2 separate regions of the Mus musculus genome follow, and region 2 is linked to region 1. Evidence: chromatin contacts called from ENCODE Hi-C or POLR2A ChIA-PET data. All regions are on one chromosome and are shown on one strand. The core of a region is the stretch at or near the end of the contact, and the rest is flanking DNA. Distances in the headings are between cores, read along the strand shown.

The links. Hi-C counts contacts between places; a loop is a spot of excess contacts on that map. ChIA-PET counts read pairs that join two places held with the same protein, here RNA polymerase II (POLR2A).
Region 2: a loop to region 1 is called in a map of heart, with 1.9 times the contacts of the local background. The contact joins two enhancer-like sites. A Hi-C loop is called at or near these places in 1 of 37 maps with a recorded cell type or tissue (heart). POLR2A ChIA-PET finds 5 or more read pairs at or near these places in 4 of 5 experiments (Patski and embryonic stem cell).

Annotation. Positions count from the first base shown.
Region 1 is chr15:55,221,152-55,226,624 of GRCm38, forward strand. All of the region lies in intron 8 of Deptor (DEP domain containing MTOR-interacting protein), which reads left to right. Among named protein-coding and RNA genes, the nearest start is that of Gm26296, 39 kb to the right of the region's middle. Within about 2 kb of position 3,055, at least 1 of the 3 ENCODE cell types and tissues checked has a DNase peak (open chromatin) inside an H3K27ac peak, as active enhancers do.
Region 2 is chr15:55,263,147-55,268,619 of GRCm38, forward strand. No RefSeq gene overlaps it. Among named protein-coding and RNA genes, the nearest start is that of Gm26296, 3.3 kb to the left of the region's middle. Within about 2 kb of position 2,936, at least 1 of the 3 ENCODE cell types and tissues checked has a DNase peak (open chromatin) inside an H3K27ac peak, as active enhancers do.

The DNA.
Region 1 (5,473 bases), core at 1,805-4,304:
AGAGTTACACTGACCTGGGTCCTTGTTCCATACTCGCCTTCCCGAGTAATGGATTAAGGTCCTTGAAACTTTGAGCCCAATTCAACATATCCTCCAGCTCGGAGTTTCTGTTAGAAATGTAACCCAAGTAATTAAAACCCATTATGTCAGGCCTCTGACTTTCTCCTTGTCTCTTTCTGTTTGTGGGGATACAGCCCTACATCTGGCCACTGTGACTCTCTCATTCAGGAGAGTTTTACGGTCTCGGGAACCACATAGTTTTACTGCCTTAAGTGCTTAGAGCAGGTCATCTCACACGTTATGGGTGCTTACCATTTCCCTCTCCATCGCATCTCTGTCACCTTGTTAGGGGATCAGAATGCTTCAGAGTGTGGTCCATCCATATGAGGATAGGACAGGTCCCAGACTGGTGACAATGGGTGCTAGGTTCCCTCGTTAATACTTCAAGAGCTTCCAGCCAATATCTTTGAATCTGAGCTGCTCCAAGTTTATAAAGGTTTTTTTTTTCCTCCCCCTTCCATCTCTCCCTTCCCCTCCTCTTTCTTTCTCTTTTTTTCCTGATGTATTTCAGCCTGGCTTTGAACTTGCTAAGTAGTGGAAGATGACCTTGGTTTTGCTACTTCTGCTACTACCCCCACCTGGTGCTGGGATGGCAGTGATTCTGATCACCATTGTCATTTTATAAGTCATTTTATTTATATAATGTCATTTTGTAAGTGCAAGGCAAGCACTCTACAACTGAACCCATCCCATCCTTTCTTTTTTCCCTGCCACTTTACTGAGGAAGTCAGTCGATTCTTTCTCACTCTCTTGTAGACTGCAGTCAAATAAGTGTGCTGTGGACTCTAACCACATGTCACACACCATTCCTTTGCTCTCACATCACTGCTAGCCCTGAGTCTAGAATCCACTGAATTTGTGATCTTTTCGTAGACTTCCATAGTCCCAAGTTCAGTCCCAGTCTTTGCATTTCACAAATAACCTCCCTGTCTGGCTATTCAGTAAGTCTAATGAAGTAGCTCTGGCACTTAATGCACACTAATGGCTTCCTGTTGCCATGAGATTAAACGCCAAGATGTAGCTAGCGAGTCCTTTGTTCTTGGGCCCTATCAAAACCTCATACCCTGCCCTGTATTGTAGTCCTATTGTCTTTCTCTGTAACTTCCAAACACTAGGTTAACTCCTGCCCTGGCTAAGTAGGCTGGAACCACTGTTATCTTTCAAGTCTGAGATTCTATGTTCCTGTCTCAGCGAAGCCTTCCTTCACTACACTGTGAGAGCTCTCCCAGTCGTTCCCTGCTTGCTCTTTATTGTGTAGCCCTGCTGTTTAGTCATCCTAGGCTGTGACAAAAATCCCATAGGCTGCAGAAGTTTAAACCATCAAACATTTGTTTGAAAGTCCAAGATCAAGGTTCTGGTCGATTCTGTGTGTGGTACAGCTTCTTAGTTTACACTGTCCTGTTGCTGGGCTTGAATTGCTTTGGATTTTGGGGGTTTGGTTGGATGGATGGATGGATGGATGGATGGATGGATGGATGGATGGATGGACGGACAGACGGATGGTTGGTTGGTTGGTTTTTTTGTTTGTGTGTATGTGTGTACTTGTGTGTGTTTTGGTTTTGTTTTGTTTGTTTTTTACTGGAGCAAGTGCAAGTTCTCCCATCACCTGATATAAACTACTAATCCTACTCATGAGGATGCCTGCACGATGCCCTCCTGCAGGCCCTGCCTACTGACCCCATCCTACCCTAGGGGAGTAGCACACAAATATTCAACCCATCGTTCTTGTCTTGTTTTCTGTATAACCAGGATCTGGAAAAAAAAGTTTTTTTTTAAATTTTTAATCTCCAGTGCCTACACCAAGGTTTATTCTCTGTCTAAATAACTGTCGTCCAAGTATCTAGGATAATCCCTGGCACTGAAGCAGAATTATTGACAGATCTAATGGTATTTTTTTGTAAAAGGGGTCAGGGAACCCGGGCGGGTACTTATTATCTACATCAGAATTTGGGTACTTAGCATTTGCATCATGGCTTCAGATATTTTATAGCCATGATCTCTTTGATTTTTCCAACCTCTTATGAGGATGTTTGGAAAAAAACCTCCCTACTTTATAACTGAGGAGATAAGGACCCAGTTAATCCCTTTCCCAGTGTCACTCAGCATATAAATGTCAGGGCTAGATTCAAATTATCATGCTGCTGGTGATGTTGGTGGTTGTTGTTGCTGCTGCTGCTGCTGTTTTGAGACAGAGTTTTACTTATCTACTCCAGGGTAGCCAGGATACTATTTATTATGTTGCCTAAGTTAGAACAAAGATGTTATTTCAAGATATAGAAACTGTTGAGGCAGAGCACAGTAATTGGTAAGTCCCAGTAGGTCATTAAATGTGTGGTGAAGTACTTAAGGGTGCATAACCTTGCATGTCTCCTACAGAAGGGAATTTATATTCTTTTCAAACATGTTTATAGAATGGTCACGTGCTATAGCTGAGGGTAGTGTTGAACACCTTTGGTCCCGGCACAAGAGAAGCAGAGGCATTTGGATCTCTATGAGTTCCAGGCCAGCCTGGTCTACAGAATGAGGTCCAGGACATCCAGGGCTATACAGAGAAACCCTGTCTTGAAAAACCAAAAGGACAGAGACAGAAAGGGAAAGAGCAAGGAGAAAGAAAAACAGACAGACACACACACACACAGGGGGAGCGGGAGCAGGAGAGGGAGAGAGGGGGGGGGGGGATGAGAATGGTCACATGCTCACCTGGATTGGTTTGAAGAAGATCAAATAAATAACTTGTTCTTGGCTTCAGCCTCTCACTTGGACCAGAACTAGATCTTACAGGGTCACCCAAGGGAACACTCCAAAACACTCCCTTTTGTTTGTTTAATCAAGCCCTTGTATCAAGCCCTTGTTAGAGCAAACCATTCAACCTTCAGGCTCCCTCAGACTTGTGCCATTCTTACAAAGACAGAACCAGAGAAGTCCAAGGTCTTCTCTCTCTCCCTCTCTCTCTCTCTCTCTCTCTCTCTCTCTCCCCCTCCCTCCCTCCCTTCTTTCGAGAATAATTAGATCTGTGAGAATCAGCACTTGAGTGTTCCTGCTGGCCTATGCCAAGTCTCACAGGCACTTCTAGACTCCTGGCTCCTTTTCTTGTTTCCTGCTGTGCTGAGTTGATGGATGTTGGCTTACTTCCTCCCCTTGTTTGTTTCTTTGTATGTTTATATAAAAACAACTACCTGAGTCACAGTACCAAGTGAATGGCATTGCCTCCTTCTGCACTGCAAGAAACCTTCCTTTCATCTAGAGAAAACATTTCCAAAATCCTCCTCATTAGTCTTCCTTTCCCATGTATGTTGCTTGGAACTTTCCTCTCAGGACAAGAGAGACCAGATTCCTACCCAGTCAGCGTAGAGTGACCACCAAAGCAGATAGGAAAAAAAACCTCCCTGGGCTCTGAAAGAGCTCTCAAATAGTTTGTTTTTCAATCAGTAGCTACTGATTGCTGCCCTGGCCTGCTTGTCACACTGGGCCATCATGGGATTGACAGGTGAGCAGAGAAGACATTAGGCAACTTATCCAGGATTGGATATATAATTATGTGTACATATAACTGATTACATGTAAGTCACATACATATATAATTATGTGTCTCTGAGATCCTACCACTAAAGGAAAGAGAGTGCTGGCACTTTTTACAGGGTGGGAAGGGGGTGAAAGGAGGGCTTCCCTGAGGAGAGAAGAATTGAGCCAAGGTCTAAAGAATGAGCAGAAATCAGATCAATGTGTGGCTGTGAACTCGAGACATCTGTGTCAAAGATTGTGTCTTTAGAACACGCACGTCCCTTTTCTCTGCTTCTGAGTCACAGAGAAAGTAAGGTGTTTACCTTTGCCCCATATTCCCCTTGGCAACAATGTTGTGTCTAAGCTCATGTGACCAACACAAGTGACCGTGGACCTGAACTCTCAGAATCTATGCGCCAAAATTAATCTTGTAAGTTGTTTCTATTGGGTAATTGTTTTTACAACAAAGTAAAAGTCACCAATACAGTTTCATAAATAAGGAGGTAAATACAAATTAAAACTTAACTTGTTGTTGGAATTATTTAATCTCAATTGGAGGAATCTACCCTGACTTTGATCATTCAGTTCCTAGACAGAAGACACACAACTAACTTTTATTATTATAATAAGCCTTAATCAGCACTGGAGCTGGGCAGATATCTACCCTCTAAGCTATTGGAATCTACTTCCCCATCAATAACCCTGGATTACAATTTGCCATAGGCCTGGGGGGGTGGGATATTTAGCATTACAATACATGGGAAAAACCCCAAAACTCAACAATAACTAAAACATCTATAAAGAATTCAAACAGCTCATCTGGGTCTGGCCTATGATCCCAGCACTTGGGAAATAGAGGCAGGAAGATCAGAAGCGAAGTCATTCTTGGCCACACAGTGAATTCAAGACCAGCTTGAACTTTGTGAGACCTTGTGTCAAGAACAAATTTTAAAATGTCCTACTTCACCACATGTGCCACGTAGATCATAGGACATGTCTGTCACTCCACATCCCTAATGCTTTTCTTCCGTCGACCCCTCCACCAGTGGCAACTCGTGATGGGATTCTTTTTTTTCTTTTTTCTTTTTTTCTTTCTTTTTTTTTTTTTTTTTTTTTGTCATTAGATTTTTAAAGCCAGTGGGATCCTTGTGACTTGGTAACTTCAGGCAACTGACTTCATTTCTCTCTGACTTGTCTTTGCTGATGACATATATATGGCATCTTCTTCGGGGCTGGAGGGGGAGGTCACGTACATAGACCCGTTCCCAACCATAACAGATATACTGCCCCTCCTTCCTTCTCCTCAGAGTGAATGTGTTGGCAGGTTCCCAAGAGGCAATACCCCATATAATACTATACTCTTCAAGAACATAACACTGATGAGGTGCATTTTAGAGAAGTGATAGATTCATGTTAATAAAAAGTTTAAAATAAATCTGATCTGAAGCTTTCTTCAATCCTGAACTCCTTTTTCCTGAGACTAGAAAGAGGCTAGAAGAGCCGGGCATGGTGATGCACGCCTTTAATCCCAGCACTGGGGAGGCAGAGGCAGGCGGATCTCTGAGTTCGAGGCCAGCCTCGGGGAAGGGGAAGAACCTGTCTGGAAGATTCAGGAATGGTTCTCTCTATGTAGTCCTGAGAGGAAAGGTGACCATCATGGTTGTAGTCTTTTTTTGTGTGTTTTGGTTTGTTTGTTTGTTTGTCTGTCCTAGCACTCACTCTGTAGACCAGGCTGGCCTCGAACTCAGAAATCCGCCTGCCTCTGCCTCCCAAGTGCTAGGATGAAAGCTGTGCGCCACCACTGCCCGGCTTCATGGTTGTAGTCTAGTTTCACACTTCTAGCATCTGGAGCTATGAAACAAATGTTTTGTTGTTTTAAGTCATCTTGGCTTGGATGCTTTCTTATAAAAAG
Region 2 (5,473 bases), core at 1,686-4,185, 42 kb after region 1:
TACATTTCATATTGCATCCTTATATTTTGTACAGTTGAAAAGCTATACATTCATGAACTCATGTTTTCAGAGTTCTTTCCCACAGTCTTAAGGGCTGTCCTAAAGGTCACAGTATTTACCATGTCTGAGGATCTTTAGACACCCTTAACTCTTGGACTCCTGCTGTTTCTAATTATCATGGACCTTGACAGGGAGAATATTTCCCGAAGGAGGAACATGAAGTGTAATACATTATTATACAAACAAGCCTTACCTTACGCCTAGCAACCAGCAACACTCATGGAAGCCCATGACCAGCTCTGCTCCATGCTGACCCTTCCACAAGGCTATGCAGGACTTGGCAAATCATCTTGGTATTTTTGGTATACTTATTTCTGAAGTGAGAATTTTTGTTTTTGTTTTTGTTTTTGTTTTTTCGAGACAGGGTTTCTCTGTGTAGCCCTGGCTGTCCTGGAACTCACTTTGTAGACCAGGTTGGCCTCGAACTCAGCAATCCACCTGCCTCTGCCTCCCAAGTGCTGGGATTAAAGGCATGCGCCACCACGCCCGGCTCTGAAGTGAGAATTTTATTATCTTATATGAACATGCTTTTGTCTTAACCCCAGGAGTGGAATATGGGGCTGCTTCTGATTGTCCACAGCAGCAGACTAATTGTCTCATGCCTGCTCTGGCTGGGGTATGATTCTGCCGGCTGCTGATAGTATAATTCCTAGGAGGAATATGGAAAGAGTATAAAGGCCACAGCCCTGAGAGGGAACTTTGAAGGAGGGGTGTGTGTGTGTGTGTGTGTGTGTGTGTGTGTGTGTGTGTGTGTGACTGTTTCTCCTGATGGTTCCTGCTCCTGCTGTTGTTGATGGTCTAGAGAAAAAAAAAGATAAGAAGAAATTGGACATTTCCTAACTAGACAAAGATTGGACTTTCCTCCAAGGAACTCAATGTTCCTATCCAGTAGGAAGTAGTTTAAAGAGACCTACACCTCATTTCTAGACTAACCTTTCTATCCTACCTGGTATTGGGGTATAGAGGGAATAAGGGTTGGAAGGGAGGGGGTAGAATATAAGAAAGCAAATAAAATAGCTATAAAATTTTTATAATTGTTTTCTCTTATTTCAGATCTTAAATGTTTATTTTATGTGTATAAATGTTCTGTCTGCATCACATGCTTGACTGATGCCCAGAGAGATCAAAGAAGGCATTGCATCTCCCTGGAACTGGAGTTACAGACCCACCAGGTGGAGTTCAGAGCCACCCTGTGGATGCTGGGAAATGAACCTGGGTCCTCTCTAAGAGCAGCCAGTACTCTAAAGAGCTGAGTCATCTCTTCAGCCCCTGGTTGTTTGTGCTGGTTTGTTTTGTTTCTTATATACACAGGTTCTTAATGTGGCCCAGGCTAGCCTAAAAACTGATAGGAGGCTGAAGATGACTTTGAACTCCTGACCCTCCAGCTTCTTCAGCGGGCCACATACTGTGGGATTAGAGCCAGGCCACCACCACATCTGCCTAAATTAAAATCTTAATCAGCTAAATGTTTAAATTATGTAGAAATAACTAACCAAGTATAACCATCAAAACTTAAAATGTAGGGCTGGTGAGATAGCTCAGCAGGTAAAGAGCCTTACTAACTGTTTGTCTTCAGACCCAGGGACAAGGGACTGAGATGCATAATATTTTTACATATCAAAGCAGACCTCGCCTTCAGGCTCTCCCAACATTCCTCAGTCCCAACCCTGCATATCCCTCCCCCAACCCTGAACTTTCCAGCCCAGGGGCTGGGCTGCCCTTCCCCCTGAGGCTCTTCCCTATATAATCAGACCTTTTGGCCTCCGACCCCCTCCTCTTCTGTCTTCCCCCTTTCCTTCTCTCTATACACATGCTTTCTCTCTTTCTTTTTCCCCTCCCCTCTGTGTCCGTTCCCATGATGACTATCCCGCCTTTTCCCTTGGGGCCATGAACTCAACCACCAGGGAGCCCCTTCCCAATAAACTTACATTTATACATATTTTAATGTTTTGAATCGACTTACTTGTCCAGTGTAGAGAAATAATTTATTACTACTGACCTTGGTGAATGAATTTAAGCCCCTATAAAAACCCACTTAGTAGCAGGAGAAAACCAGGGGACCACAAGTTGTCCTCTGACCTCTATATACACCTGCATTGTGACATATGTGCACCCACACATAAACAGCATATGCACACACTAAGTGCGTGCTTAAACATTCCACGTAAAATCATTGCCACACAAGGCTAGATAGCAGTATCTAGGTCCTGCCCTATCAGATTCCAAAGAGTTTTTACAGCCTGTTAGGGAAGCAATAAAGTGATTGACATGTGTACAGCTGCAGTATGGTATATCCCACAGCTACACTCTCCGGATATGTTGGAGATTCAGTTTTGATTACAGAGAAGCGGCTTGTCCTGAGCACATCTTAGTTGAGACATCATTCGTCGGGGGCGGACTAGTCTAGAGGTGTTGGAGATTCGTGCTGGGATGACGTAAGGCACACCACCTCCCAGCGCTTCTGTTCACACAGGCTTTCTGTGGTCAGATAGTAAAAGCGCCGGCTGCTGCTTGCTGGGAACATCTATCAAAACACCCAGCAGAATAAGGACGCGTTAGGTCAAGACCTTACAAGGTCTCCTCTCCTTCCTCCCAGGACTTGACAGTTTTTCCCTGCGTGACTCTTTTGTAGCTTCGTGAGACTTTATTTCATGTTTATTGTTCTTTGCTCCCTTGGGGTTAAATATTAAGCCCATTTCTGGAAGTCTGCTATGCTTGGGTCCACAAAGATTCCTAACAAGGGCTTAATGAAGGTGGAGAGTGGCACCTGGCGGTCCAGTCTGACTGGGCGGAGCATCGGATAGCCTGGGCTTTGTCTAATTTGCTGTAACTTTTATATCGACCTTGTTTAGGTACGGGTGGCTGACACAGAACAAGACCTGATTAAAAATAGAAAAAAGAAAAAAAAAATCTGTGTTTCTGCGGCAGTGCAGGCTAAGACAGCAAACACGGAGTCCTTAAACTCAACCCTGCTAGTCCATGAGCTGTGTGGCACAGGAACCCCGGGGCAAGTTAAATATTAAGCAGGAAAAGTCCCAGATCCGATATGTAACAGCAGAGACCGACATAAACAAACACAGCTAGCTCTGAGGAACATGGGAGGCTGCGGAGGCCTGTCAGTGAGTTGAGGGACACAAGGAACGCTTGTGTTTGCAGATTTTTCTCACCACCACTATGAGCTGCATCCACTGTGAAAACTAGCACTTTACATGCCCGACATGGTAGAAGGTTCTAGAACGCAGGGGCCCATCTTACTTCATTAACATTTGTTTGGTTTCTTCATATCACAAGTGTATCACAAGTACCGAATAGTCCAGTCCCTTTCCTATTTATTCACTTAGAGGCTTCTTTGCCTGTTTCTTGTCAGGCACACTCTCCTGGCTGGGTCCACAAGAGGAGGAAGCAGCAAACTTAACAGAACATTTTAAGATTTTTCACTGGACACCTTATATATTTGCTGGTTCAGGTAGTCATTTTGAGGTCAGAGAAACATTCTTAGAAATAGCCAAGGTGTGGTTTCTGACTCCCTGCCCCCACCCCGGGATAAGGAACTGAGGACATATTTTACATATCAAAGCATAGCTCGTCTCCAGGTTCTCCCAGCATCCCTCAGTCCCTACTTCGTCTATCCTACCCCCCAACCCTGAACGTTCCATCCCAGGTGCTGGGCTGCTCTTCCCACAGAGATCTCTCTCTCCCTCCCTCCCTCCCTTTCTTCCTCTCCCTCCCTCTCCTCTCTCTGCAGCCAGTGCATGCCCTTTCTTTCTCTCCCCGCTCCCCACTTCTCTCTCCCCATGATGGCTTTGGACCCTAGAGCAGCTTTTCAATAAACCTGCCTGTATATAATCTAATCTGGCTTGAATGGGCTCATTTCACCAGTGGAGAAATAACCTATCAGCCAATAGAAACCAAACCTAGTGACACCCACCTAACACTCAGGAAGCTGAGGGAGGAGGCTCAGGAATTTGAGAGCAGCCTGGGACACATAGCCAGCCGCTGCCAATAAAAAGAAAAGAATGACTGCTCTTCCAGAGGTCCTGAGTCCAAATCCCAGCAACCACATGGTGGCTCACAACCATCGGTAATGGGATCTGACGCCCTCTTCTGGTGTACCTGAAGACTGCAACAGCTTACTCACATATATAAAATAAATACATCTTAAAACCAAAACCAAAACAACACAAAACAAAAACAAGAAAAAGAAAAGAAAAAAGAAGAACCGAGCAGTAGTAGGTAAATGCTGGGGCAGTGGGTATAGTTCAGTGCTAGGAAACTTGTTCAGCTTGCACAGGGCCTCAAGCCCCACACTTGCACATGAAATAACATAGAGTATTTATTGCAGTCTAAATATATGCTTTGCTAAATGTTTTCTATGGAAGGTTTACAACAATTCCATTATAAGTACTCATAAAATTCCCAGTTTATGGGCAAGGGCCAAGAGCACAAGGTCATGGTATGCACTTAATGGGGAAGAAAAATCTAGAATAAGACTTGTTCCTGGAGAGCAAAACACGTTTTAAATTTTTAAATTTATGTTTTAGAGACAGGGTCTTACTGACCCTACACTGTCTATAAACTCATCCCTCCTGCCTCAGCCTCCTGACAGCTGGGATTATAGGGGTGGGTCGCTACCTACCCACAATGCTGCTGTTTCTGATCCCTGGCTCCTCCTCCCCACCCTCTGGAGTCTGAATTTTATAGGGAAGAGCCGCTAGGGAAAAGTCAGCCCTGCCCCTGGGCTGGAAAGTTCAAGATTGGTGTGCAGGGGATGCCTCTTAAAGACCAAGGGAGGCTGGGTGAACCTGGAGGCCAGGTCTGCTTTGATATGTAAATATACTCCTTAGTTCCAAGTCCTGGGTCTGAAACCAAGCTGGTGGGAAACAAACAAACAAACAAACAAACAAGGAAACCTTGAAGTACCAGACAGTTCAGCTACCTTCTCCTTCCTCAATTAGGCAACTGCAGGAGAAAGACAAAGAGACTCAGCGCCCTCCCAACTCTTTGGGATCCTGAATGAGAAGAGATTAGAGTTTAGACAGCTGGCCATTGTCATGCACATCTAAGCAGTAACAGTGGATGCATAGCCCCGCCCACCCAGAATAGTCTGGGCTTCACTGTCGTCCTGTAAGCTATGGGAAATCTTTGGGGAGGGAGACAAATTCTCACGTCTGGCTCCCCTGGAGCTGTTTCCTCCTTCCAGTATGAGATTCCTAGGGTGATTTCTATTTCTTGGGGATCTATGGTTTGAATAGCCTAACTGACACATTGAGAGACCTAAGAGTCTCTTTAAAACATATTTATTTTTTCTAGCCTCCTTACAAAGCTTCAGTTTAGGAAATGAATCAAGGAAATGGCTAAACCCCAGCTTACAGTGGCCACATGATAGAGGTTTGTTCAATAAAGTATATCACAC